Regions from separate parts of the Homo sapiens genome. Here region 2 is linked to region 1. A link is a contact called in ENCODE Hi-C or POLR2A ChIA-PET data. All regions are on one chromosome and are shown on one strand. The core of a region is the stretch at or near the end of the contact, and the rest is flanking DNA. Distances in the headings are between cores, read along the strand shown. Region 1 holds the start of SPICE1-CFAP44 (SPICE1-CFAP44 readthrough (NMD candidate)). Region 2 holds the start of ZDHHC23 (zDHHC palmitoyltransferase 23).

Region 1 (4,841 bases), core at 1,954-4,453:
TTGGAGTGTTTAATAAATGTCAATCAGGTCAAGATGGTTGATAGTGTTGCTCAAGTCTCTTATAACCTTGTTGATTTTCTGCTTATTTGCATTATAAATTATTCAGAAAGGGGCATTGAAATATTTGACTATTGTGGATCTTTCAATTTCGCATTGCAGTACTATCAGTTTCTGCTTCATATATTTTTAAGTCCTGTTATTAGATGCAAAAATGTTTAGGATTGTTATGACCTTTTGATTAAATGGTTCTTTTATTATTATTAAATGATCTTCTTTATCTCTGGTTATATTCTCTGCTCTGAACTCTACTTTGTTTAAAATTGATAAAGTCACTCCACTTTATTTTCACTAGTGTTAGCATGATATATCTTTTTTCCATCCTTGTATTTTAAACTTATTTGTGTCTTTATATTTAATGTTTCCCTTCTTATAAGCAGCAATTTAAAAAATTCAAGATTTTAAACAATCTCTGACAATCTGACAATCTCTGCCTTTTATTCAGTGTGTTTAGACAATTTACATTTAATATGATTTATGAGTCTATCATCTTGCAATTTCTTTCCTACTTCTCTCTTTTCTTTGTTTTTTCTTGTTTTATACTTTTAGATTAATCAAGTATTTGTTTCGTTATCCTTTACATGACTTTTGTAAGCTTTTAACAATAACTTTTATTATTTAGTGGCGGCTTTAGGGTTTATAGTATACATCTTTATTTTATCATAGTCTACCTTTAAGTGGTATCAGGAATAGTATAAGGGTCAGGCGCGGTGACTCACACCTGTAATCCCAGCACTTTGGGAGGCCAAGGCGGGCAGATCACCTGAGGTCAGGAATTCAAGACTAGCCTGACCAACATGGAGAAACCCCGTCTCTATTAAAAATACAAAAATTAGCTGAGTATGGTGGTGTGTTCCTGTAGTCCCAGTTACTCCGGAGGCTAAGGCAGGAGAATTGTTTGAACCTGGGAGGTGGAGGTTGCAGTGAGCCGAGATCGTGCCACTGCACTCCAGCCTGGGTGACAGAGTGAGACTTTGTCTTAAAAAAAAAAAAAAAAGGAATAGTATAAGGATTCTAGGTTGATAGCTTTTTTTCTTTGAATATGTTTGAACTGTTATTCTGTCTTCTTGCTTGTTTTGATTCTAATGAGAAACTGATGTAATCCTTAGTTTTGTTCTGCTGTATACGACATGTATTTTTTTCCTTGGATGCTTTTAAGATTCTTTTATCACTCGTTCTGAGCAATTTGATTATGAAGTATTTTGATTAGCTTTCTTCATATTTCTTATGCTGAGCTTCTGAAGGCAGGTCTGTGGGTAAAGATAGTGACAGAAGGATTAAAATAATGATGGGAGCTTAGGGAAGTTCTCTTTTGAATAATTCAGTGTAATCAATGCAGTAGGAAGCAAGGTCATTGTGTGAGAATGAGGATAGGAGACAAGGCATTGGGTATGAATGAAGGTATAAAACTAATATGTAGGAAAATCAATGAACAGGGACCTGTAATGAGATGTTCAAGCATCTTTAAGGTCCTACTTAACATCAGTAATCATGAATTTAAAGTCAGCATGATTGGGTGTTTTTTTTCAGATTCAGCTGCATGGGTGCAAGCACTTAGTAAGTGTAAAGTAGGGATGGCTAATATGGTCATTTTGCCAAGTGATTACAGCAATTTAGAGAGGGGCAGGGAGTTGAGGATGCAAGCAAGTGGATGATTGTTGATTATTAAATATATCTACATCAAACTTCCTCAATCAGAGTGAAAACTATTAAAGGCAGTACCTTTCCTCTAGAAGGTTTTGGGCATGTATTTGCAGACCACACATGGGTGTATTGTAACAGCAGAAAGCAAGGGGCTAGAGGAAATTGTCTTACCAGAGCAAATAAACTCTGTTTTTGAATCAAGTGCTTTGTAAAGTTCTTAACGTGGTCCACGCAGCTCTGACTGTCGTGGATCCAGCCTATCAGGGCGCCTCCCCTTCACAGCAAGTTCCCACTGTTCTCTAAACTTCAGACACACTGGACCTCTTCCTGTCCCTTGCATTTTCCACATCTTTGCACATGCAGCTCCCTCTGCAGGAATGCTTTCCCCTTCCCCACTGGCCTATTCATGTCTGAGCTTTCCTGAGTAATTCAAATATTACTATAATAATAAGCTAAGTATTTGGTTAGAGTGCTTCCTTCTTAGCACTCGTCATAATTTTAATGTTTTTGTCATTGATAACTGTCTGTTAATATGCTGTAAGTTTCCCACCTTGCCTGTTTTTAGCCCCATAGAACCTAGCTCTCCCGCACATTTGTAGGTTGTAATAAACAACTTTTTTTTTTTTTTTTGAGACAAGGTCTTGCTTTGTCGTCCAGGCTGGAGTGAAGTGGTATGACTGTGGCTCACTACAGCTTTGCCCTCCTTGGCTCAAGCGATCCTCGCACCTCAGCTTCCTGAGTAGCTGGAACTACAGGCGTGTTCCCACGCCCAGCTAATTTTTTAATTTTTCGTAGAGACGGGGTTTCGCCATCTTGCCCATGCTTGTCTCAAACTCCTGAGCTTAAGCAATCCTTCTGCTTCTGTCTCCAAAAGTGCTGGGATTCCACTACTAAAGATTTGTAAACAAATGAATAGAGATGAAAGCAAATTAAGTGATATGTGAAGTCTGGTGAGGAGAGCAACATCTTTCTTTTGGAGAATTCTCGAGGCACCGGCTAATGCTATATGCCTATTCTTTTTTTTTTTTTTTTTTTTTTGAGACGGAGTCTCGCTCTTTCGCCCAGGCCGGACTGCAGTGGCGCCATGTCGGCTCACTGCAACCTCCACCTCCCAGGTTCACGCCATTCTCCTGCCTCAGCCTCCCGAGTAGCTGGGACTACAGGCGCCCGCCACCTGGCCCGGGTAATTTTTTGTATTTTTAGTAGAGACGGGGTTTCACCGTGTTAGCCAGGATGGTCTCGATCTCCTGACCTCGTGATCCGCCTGCCTCGGCCTCCCAAAGTGCTGGGATTACAGGCGTCAGCCACCGCGCCCGGCCTGCTATATACCTATTCTTTAATAATTTGCCCTGAACCTTGCAGAGGAACCTCTCTCCCTTAGACTCAGGACCCGAGATAGGCTTTGGGAGGCGCCTGCGCACTGGGCTCGCCGGATATACGCAAGGGCGTGGGGCGGAGCTCTGGTAACCCAGGCAACAGCCCGGAAGCCGCTGGCTGGGTTAACCTGTGGCGCGCTCCGCGGTTCCGGCGCCTGAAGTTTTAGCTGCGGTGGCGGCGGCAGTCGGGACCGACTGCAAGGCAGGTTGAGATGATGGATCTGAGGCTTGCAGCTCGCAGTCCCAACGAGCCTTAGGGACCAGGGCTACCAAAAGGGTGGGGAGAACGGTGGTGGCATCTGTCTGTTGCCTGGGATCCAGGCGCCCGGTTGGGGAATCCTTACTTCAGGAAGCGCAGCCGCGGCTCTGTGTTTTGAGAGTGCAAGTACGTGTCAGGGTGCGTGTCTGGGTATGTTTGTGCGTGGCGCCAGAGCACCTCGAGTATGCGCGTGCGCACCGCTTTCGGGAGCTTTTGCACAGAGCTGGTAATTGGGGGTGCTCGATTGTAGCGTTGGGGGAGTTCACCGTGTAGCAGGAGAGAGGCAAACTATCCAGGGTGCTTTGGGACCGGGAGCGTCATTTAAATCGATGGATGTCAGAGGGGCTTCTCAGAAGGCTCCTCCTGTGAGTTTTGAGGAGTCCGTGGAAGTTAACCCAGTAGAGAAGAGAGTGAGCCTAATGAGTGTTCCAAGCAGAGGGAAAAGAATGGTTGCAACTGTGTGTGAGGCGAGAGCTTGGTTTTAGGATTTGCGGGAGATGTGAGAGAACACTGGAAAGAAAAGTCAGCCGGGCCATATGGGGGAGAGGGTCTGAATGCCAAGCTGAGTTGGATTGCTTTTGACAGTGGGGAGCCATCCGAATCTAGAGGAAGTAGGTAAAGGGTTCAGATCTATTCTCTATCCATGTATTTAGGTAGGATTGATTCAACAGTGTTTGGAAAGAGTTCTTGTTTCTCTTTGATCAGTTTTCCACACCAGTCAGAGTGGATTTACTAAGTCCAGTCATAACTATCCCTTTTAAAATTCTTCAGTGGTTTCCTATGGTCTTAGGTGTTCAGATTGCTGTGGCTCACAAGACTACAATCTGCTGTCTGCCTTTCTTCCTTTAACCTCTCACCCTCTCAGATCTTTGTTAATTGAACTGAACTTCTCAAACTCTTCGTAAATGCATTTTCCCTTGCCTGGAATATTCTTTCCCCTGCTTCTAACTTTTATTCGTATTTTAGCTCTCAGTGCAAACATTTTTGGGGGTATTACAGAGAGGAGAAGCTTTTACTTACTGCATAGAGTTAGTTAGGTACTTTCATGGCACACAGAATTTACTTCCCATGCTGCCCTTTTGTTGTAAATACTTGTTTAATTGCGGTCCTCTTAGAAACTCTTAACTCTGCAAGGGCATAGACTATTCTACTTTCTTGTTATATCTGGTGCCTCGCTTTTAGATGGTGCTTCAAAATATTAGTTACATTAATAGATGGATGATGAAGTCAGTGAGTGAAGAGTGAAAGGGAGACTAATTAGAATAATGAGAGCCTGAACAAAAATATTTTTAGTAGAGATGGAGAAGAGCGGGCAAGAGAGATTTTTAGGGAAAAAGTTAATAGATTCTGTTATCTGATTCACTAAGAGATAAGGAACAGAGGTGATGCTGAGGTTTTAAATTGGAGCAACTAGGATTGTAATTCTGTAAATTCAGCTTAATTGAACATATTTATCGAGTCAACCAGTTATATATCAGCAAGTAGAGATTTGGGGTATGATGATG
Region 2 (4,930 bases), core at 1,798-4,297, 430 kb before region 1:
GCTGTGGTGGCGGGGACACCCAGAGCCTTGGGGGCCCAACCGCCAACCCAGTGTGTCCAGAAGGCAGGACATCAAGTCCAAGATTATTCTCAAGCCTTATTAAGGCTTAACATTGTTTGCCCCACTGGGTTAGGACCTGTCAGTAACACTCCTTTCTTCCTGTTGTTCCCTTTTGGAATGGGAATGTCTATTCTATGCATGTCCTACCATCGTATTGTGGAAGCACCTAACTTGTTTGATTTCACAGGCTCACATGTGGAGGAGAACTTGTCTCAGGATGAATCGTATCTTGAAACTCATCCATATCTGATTTGGATGATGATATTCAGACCAGACTCTGGACTTAGACTTCTGAATTGACACTGGGATGAGCTAAGACTTTTGGGGCTATTAGGATGAAATCAGTGTATTTTGCATGTGAGAAGGACATAAATTTTAGGGAGCCAGGAAGTATCTGTGTCCCTCCAAAGTTCATTATGTTGAAACCTCATTCCCAATGCAATAGTATTCAGAGGTGAGACCTTAAGGAGGTGATTAGGTCATGAAGGCACAGCCCTCATGAATGAGACTTGTGCCCTTATAATAGAGCCCTATGAGCTTATTCACCCCTTCTGCCATGTCATGACACACCAAGAAGGTGTCATCTATGAGGAAAAGGGCCCTCACCAGACACTGAATCTGCCAGTGCCTTGATCTTGGATTTCTGAGCCTCTAGAACTGTGAGCAATAGATGTATATTGTTTACAAATTACCCAGTCTCAGGTATTTATTTTATCATAGCAGCCTGAACAAATTAAGACAGGCTAGTAAGAAAAGGTAGAGTTTAAGGAAAGGTAACTTTGATTTTAGACAATTTTTAAAGGTAAGACTAGAACTTAGAGATAACTAATTGGGAATCATACAGAGCAGCAGGCACGGTGGAAACACAGAGGAGAGGGGTACAGAGAGAGCAGAGGAGATGCCTCAGGGGACAGCCAAGGTCTCCAGGGCTAGGAGGGAGGAAGAGTTAGCAAGGTTAATGGAAGAGCTGCGGTCTTGAGTGATGGTGGTTATGGAAACAGCATCATTTCTCCATTCATTAGTGCAAAGTGCTCTATTTTCTCAGTATAGATTTCAGACTAAATCTAAAGAACCTATATTCAAAGACATCCATAAAAAAGACTACACAGTACACTGTCAAGTAAGAACGACAAAGGGTTCACTGGGTTTTTAATAGTCAAGGCTGGTACTAGACTGCAGACCCCAGGGAATGCTTTTCATGGCTGTATTAATGTATCAAGTTCTAAGTCAACAAATTGGCAGTTGCAATGACTTTTTTAACCAGAAATAATTATTAATGGGAAAAGCAAGTTTCCAACATCCCTATCCTTCCCACATTATGACTTCCATTGACAGTGATTTTTAAATATATAATTACTCAGAAAATGGATTAAAACCAGATTATTCACTGTCCGACACCAAATTTTTTCAGTGATGTTAAAAATTCTCTTTTTGGATAGTAATTTCCATCACTTGGAAAATAAAAGCCAAATACAGTATGATCAATCAAGAGTGTTGCTGGTCGCACTGAAAACTGTGAATCCAGGGGAGATACATGCCTTCTGGCTGGAGTTCCTCCCCAGAAACAAGGGGCAAGACCAGTACTAACAGCAGGAAAATGAAATTTCAACCCACAAGGCCCTCTGTGGTCAGGTGCCACCCAGTCCCAAGTAGTCAGTCTCTAAATGCTGAGACCTCTGAGAAGGCAGGAACTTTCTGGAACTATTGTGTTCATTTTAAACTTACAGATTCTGCTGGCTTGCATTTTATTTTATACTAACTTGCCTACTATCCCTTTAAACTGCCTGTTCTCTCCCTCATCTCTCTTTAAACGAAAAATAATATCCTATAAAACAGAGCAGACAGACAGCTGTGCACTACTGCGTAATCCATCTTTCTAAAATCCTCACACTTGACACAGAAGCCAACTCTCATTTTAGATGCTTGGAAATAGAATCAAGAGCAAATTCTAGCATTCTGGGTGGCTAGGTTGAAAGTACACATGGCAGTTCTCAGAAGGGTGATGGGGCCAGCGTCAAGAAATGCTCTGTTCTTACCGATCACACCCTTCATCCAGATCTTGACAATCACACAAACAAGTAGCCACGTGGTTCTTTTCCCCATTCCGATCTATGTACTCGCAGCAGCACAGGGGCTCCAATTCAGGTTCTTCGGTTTTCTTTTTCTTCACAGGCTTCATACTGCCCTTCTGTGTCATGATTTGCACCTGTCACCATGAGGCGTAAGAAGCCCTCAGAAGGTAAAGGTGGAAAGAACACAACTTACATCTCGTAAATAGGTCCACGCCTCTCTCTCTCTGCTTAACCTCCAACGCCTGAGCAATCAAAAATGAGAAGAGAGAGGGGGAGGGGGTCCCGTTTTCATCAGGCTTCTGTGGCTCCGCCTGGCCACACAGGGGGCTCCAGGGTTCTTGGAGGTCTGAGCTGCCTTCACCGCCCCTTCCCAGCCTGGGCAGGCGCCGTCTGGGCACCAGCCGTTCCTATGGCGACAGCCGACCACGCGTCCGGGACAGCCGGGGCGCGGGCGGTTGCGCTCACCTGCGGGTGCAGGCTGGGAGGGCCGAGCGGTCTCCGCTCCAAGCCTGGGCGCTGGTGGGAACTCAGCCTCGGGGCTATAGGGAAAGGCGAAGCATATGCCCGCTAGCAGCGGCTGACACACCAGGCTCCCTGGCAGTGCTCAGGGGTCGCGGTCCAGCCCAACTGGTCGGGCCCCTTGCAGGGTGCGCCTCTCCCGCCCCCGCCAATCCGGAGGACGTGGGCGGGCCTCGCGCACCACCCCGCCAGGAGAATGACCTTGGAAGGGAAGTTACCTGCCCTCTGGCCGGAGGTGCAACTGCAGCCAAAGAGGCGGAGGGGAGATGGGTCGGCTTCCCCGGAGGCACAGACGCGTCTCCCGATCTCTGCTACGCGGAGCCCCGGGCGTGACGGCAGGAGTCTCCGGGACCCGGGCTCCGCTCGGCCGCTCCCTCGCCGCAGCCGCCCACCTGTGACCACAGCCCGCCGCGGCCCGGGCGGCGCGCCCGCCTCCCCGCGCCGTCCCAACCGCCCCTCCGCCCGCCCGGCTCGGTGCGCCAGGTCCACGCGCGCTTCCGGGTGCCCCGCCCCCGGCGCCGGGGTTCCCCGCCTGTCCGCACGTGCGCCGCCCGCCTCCCCGCGGTGCCCGCGGGCGAGGCTCCTCCTCCTGGCCCGCGGCCCTGGCGCCGGGAAGGGGAAAATCGGCTCCCGAGAGCGCGTCCAGGAGGCAGGGGCAGGAGGTGGGTCCCGCACCTCCGGCCTGCCCCGCCACGCCACGCCCCGCCCCGCCCCAGAGGCGGCAGCCGGGCGCCGCCGGTGCCTGCGGGCGGCGCGCCGGTGGGACAGCCTCCGGAGCCCCGGGGTGCGGACGAGGTGCGGAGACGGAAATACGGGAAACCCGGGAACCCGGAGGATTTCCGAACTACGTGAGACCGTGGAGCCGCCAGCCTTCATTCAGACTCCGGCAACAGGCGGTGAGGGAGCTTTCCACCGCAAAATGTTATCCAAGTACCTCCCCCAGTTTCGCTGACCTTCTCTTAAAGGCCCATCACTGCTGCCGGATCTGTTCATTTAGCAACCTGTTCGTTTCATGATTTCTGGCTAGCAGCCTTTACATTGGACCAGCAGGCCTCGCTAGTACTTTTGTTCCAGTCGTCTGTGTATTTGAGATGAAACTGCCCTGAGATGAGAGTCCTTTTTGGGTTTTATTATTGCACAAAATTTCTTTAAAGAGTGTGGGCCCATGTACACGTTTCACTACCGCAGGCTTTCTAGTTTTGTTTTTAAGTAGAAAAAGAAGAAAAACTACAACTCAGAAATTTTCAATTTTATTAATATTCAATTTACGTAACAGGCTCAAATTTTATTAATTGAATTCTGCATCCATACGAATTTAGTCTTAATTTATAAAGCAACTTACTTCGATACTCTTCCTTGAAGTATGTTATAAAATACAACGTTTAAATAAACATCACAAAAATATTGTTTGTCGATCATTTTTGTGACTTTAACAGAGAAATCTTCAAGTTTATAATCCACTCATTCTTGCTTACAGCCAGACACTACATAAATCCTTACCAAAACAAAACAAACCCAGGTAGGTTCACTGTTACCCCTAGGTATGCTTCGTTGGAATTCACCCAGAGAAACCCATTTTCCCTCTAACGGAGTCAATACTTTCATTCTCTACAGGCATCTCAAAAATGACTATAATAATGCCATGTGGCTTTGGGGACTCTGGAGAAAAATGAAACATTTAATTAAAGGCAATAGTTGTTCAAACAGTAAGAATGTATACACAGTTTATATATAGATAGATAGATGGATATGTATTTTTTCCCCAGAGAAAGGGCTCAAGAGACAAAACAGTAAAACACTTCAACTTTCCCTAACTCTTGAAAAAATATCTGATTTTAAGTCAGTTTACAAAGTTCTTATTTTAATGAGCCACTTGTATGGAGACACATATGCATAAAAACTTTTTATGAAAGAGCCAAAGCTTGCATCTGAGTTAAAACTTGATAGTCAGTACACTTGTACTGGGACATACGTGCCCCTGAAGTTTTTATTAAAGAGCTAAAATCTATGTCTGGCTTATAACTTACCAATCAAAACAAGTCACACACATACATAAAGAAGGAAGCCATACATGGTTACTGAAAATACACAAATTATTTTCAACCAGATGTGTCACTTCCACCATGAAAGACTGCTAAGCTGAAGCCAATCTTAGTTCAAGTATGCATTTGATCTGTCACTAAATGCCCAGATTTTAACATAACCTTCTGGTTTTTAAAACTCAGAGGATGGTTCTTCCTTTTGACTGTTGGTATTCTAAGTGAGGAGGCAAGATAATC

Evidence for each region. A loop is a pair of places that touch in the nucleus more often than their neighbours do. ChIA-PET counts read pairs that join two places held with the same protein, here RNA polymerase II (POLR2A). Pooled maps may share reads with other maps.
Region 2: a map of cardiac septum shows a loop between it and region 1 (5-fold over the local background). The contact joins the promoter of ZDHHC23 here to the promoter of SPICE1-CFAP44 in region 1. A Hi-C loop is called at or near these places in 2 of 168 maps with a recorded cell type or tissue (cardiac septum and naive thymus-derived CD4-positive, alpha-beta T cell) and 12 of 50 pooled maps. POLR2A ChIA-PET finds 5 or more read pairs at or near these places in 1 of 52 experiments (SK-N-SH).

Annotation. Positions count from the first base shown.
Region 1 is chr3:113,513,518-113,518,358 of GRCh38, reverse strand. It overlaps SPICE1-CFAP44 (SPICE1-CFAP44 readthrough (NMD candidate)), which reads left to right and starts at 3,203. Exons shown (of 52, transcript NR_183050.1): 1 at 3,203-3,462. It overlaps SPICE1 (spindle and centriole associated protein 1), which reads left to right and starts at 3,203. Exons shown (of 18, transcript NM_144718.4): 1 at 3,203-3,462. RefSeq lists enhancers at 1,861-1,910, 1,971-2,020, 2,531-2,580, 3,287-3,336, 3,397-3,516.
Region 2 is chr3:113,946,130-113,951,059 of GRCh38, reverse strand. It overlaps ZDHHC23 (zDHHC palmitoyltransferase 23), which reads right to left and starts at 3,047. Exons shown (of 5, transcript NM_001320466.2): 1 at 2,870-3,047; 2 at 2,097-2,374. The coding sequence starts at 2,257. GRAMD1C (GRAM domain containing 1C) reads right to left here. Exons shown (of 18, transcript NM_017577.5): 18 at 3,886-4,930. RefSeq lists silencers at 2,465-2,564, 2,915-3,414 and an enhancer at 3,129-3,629.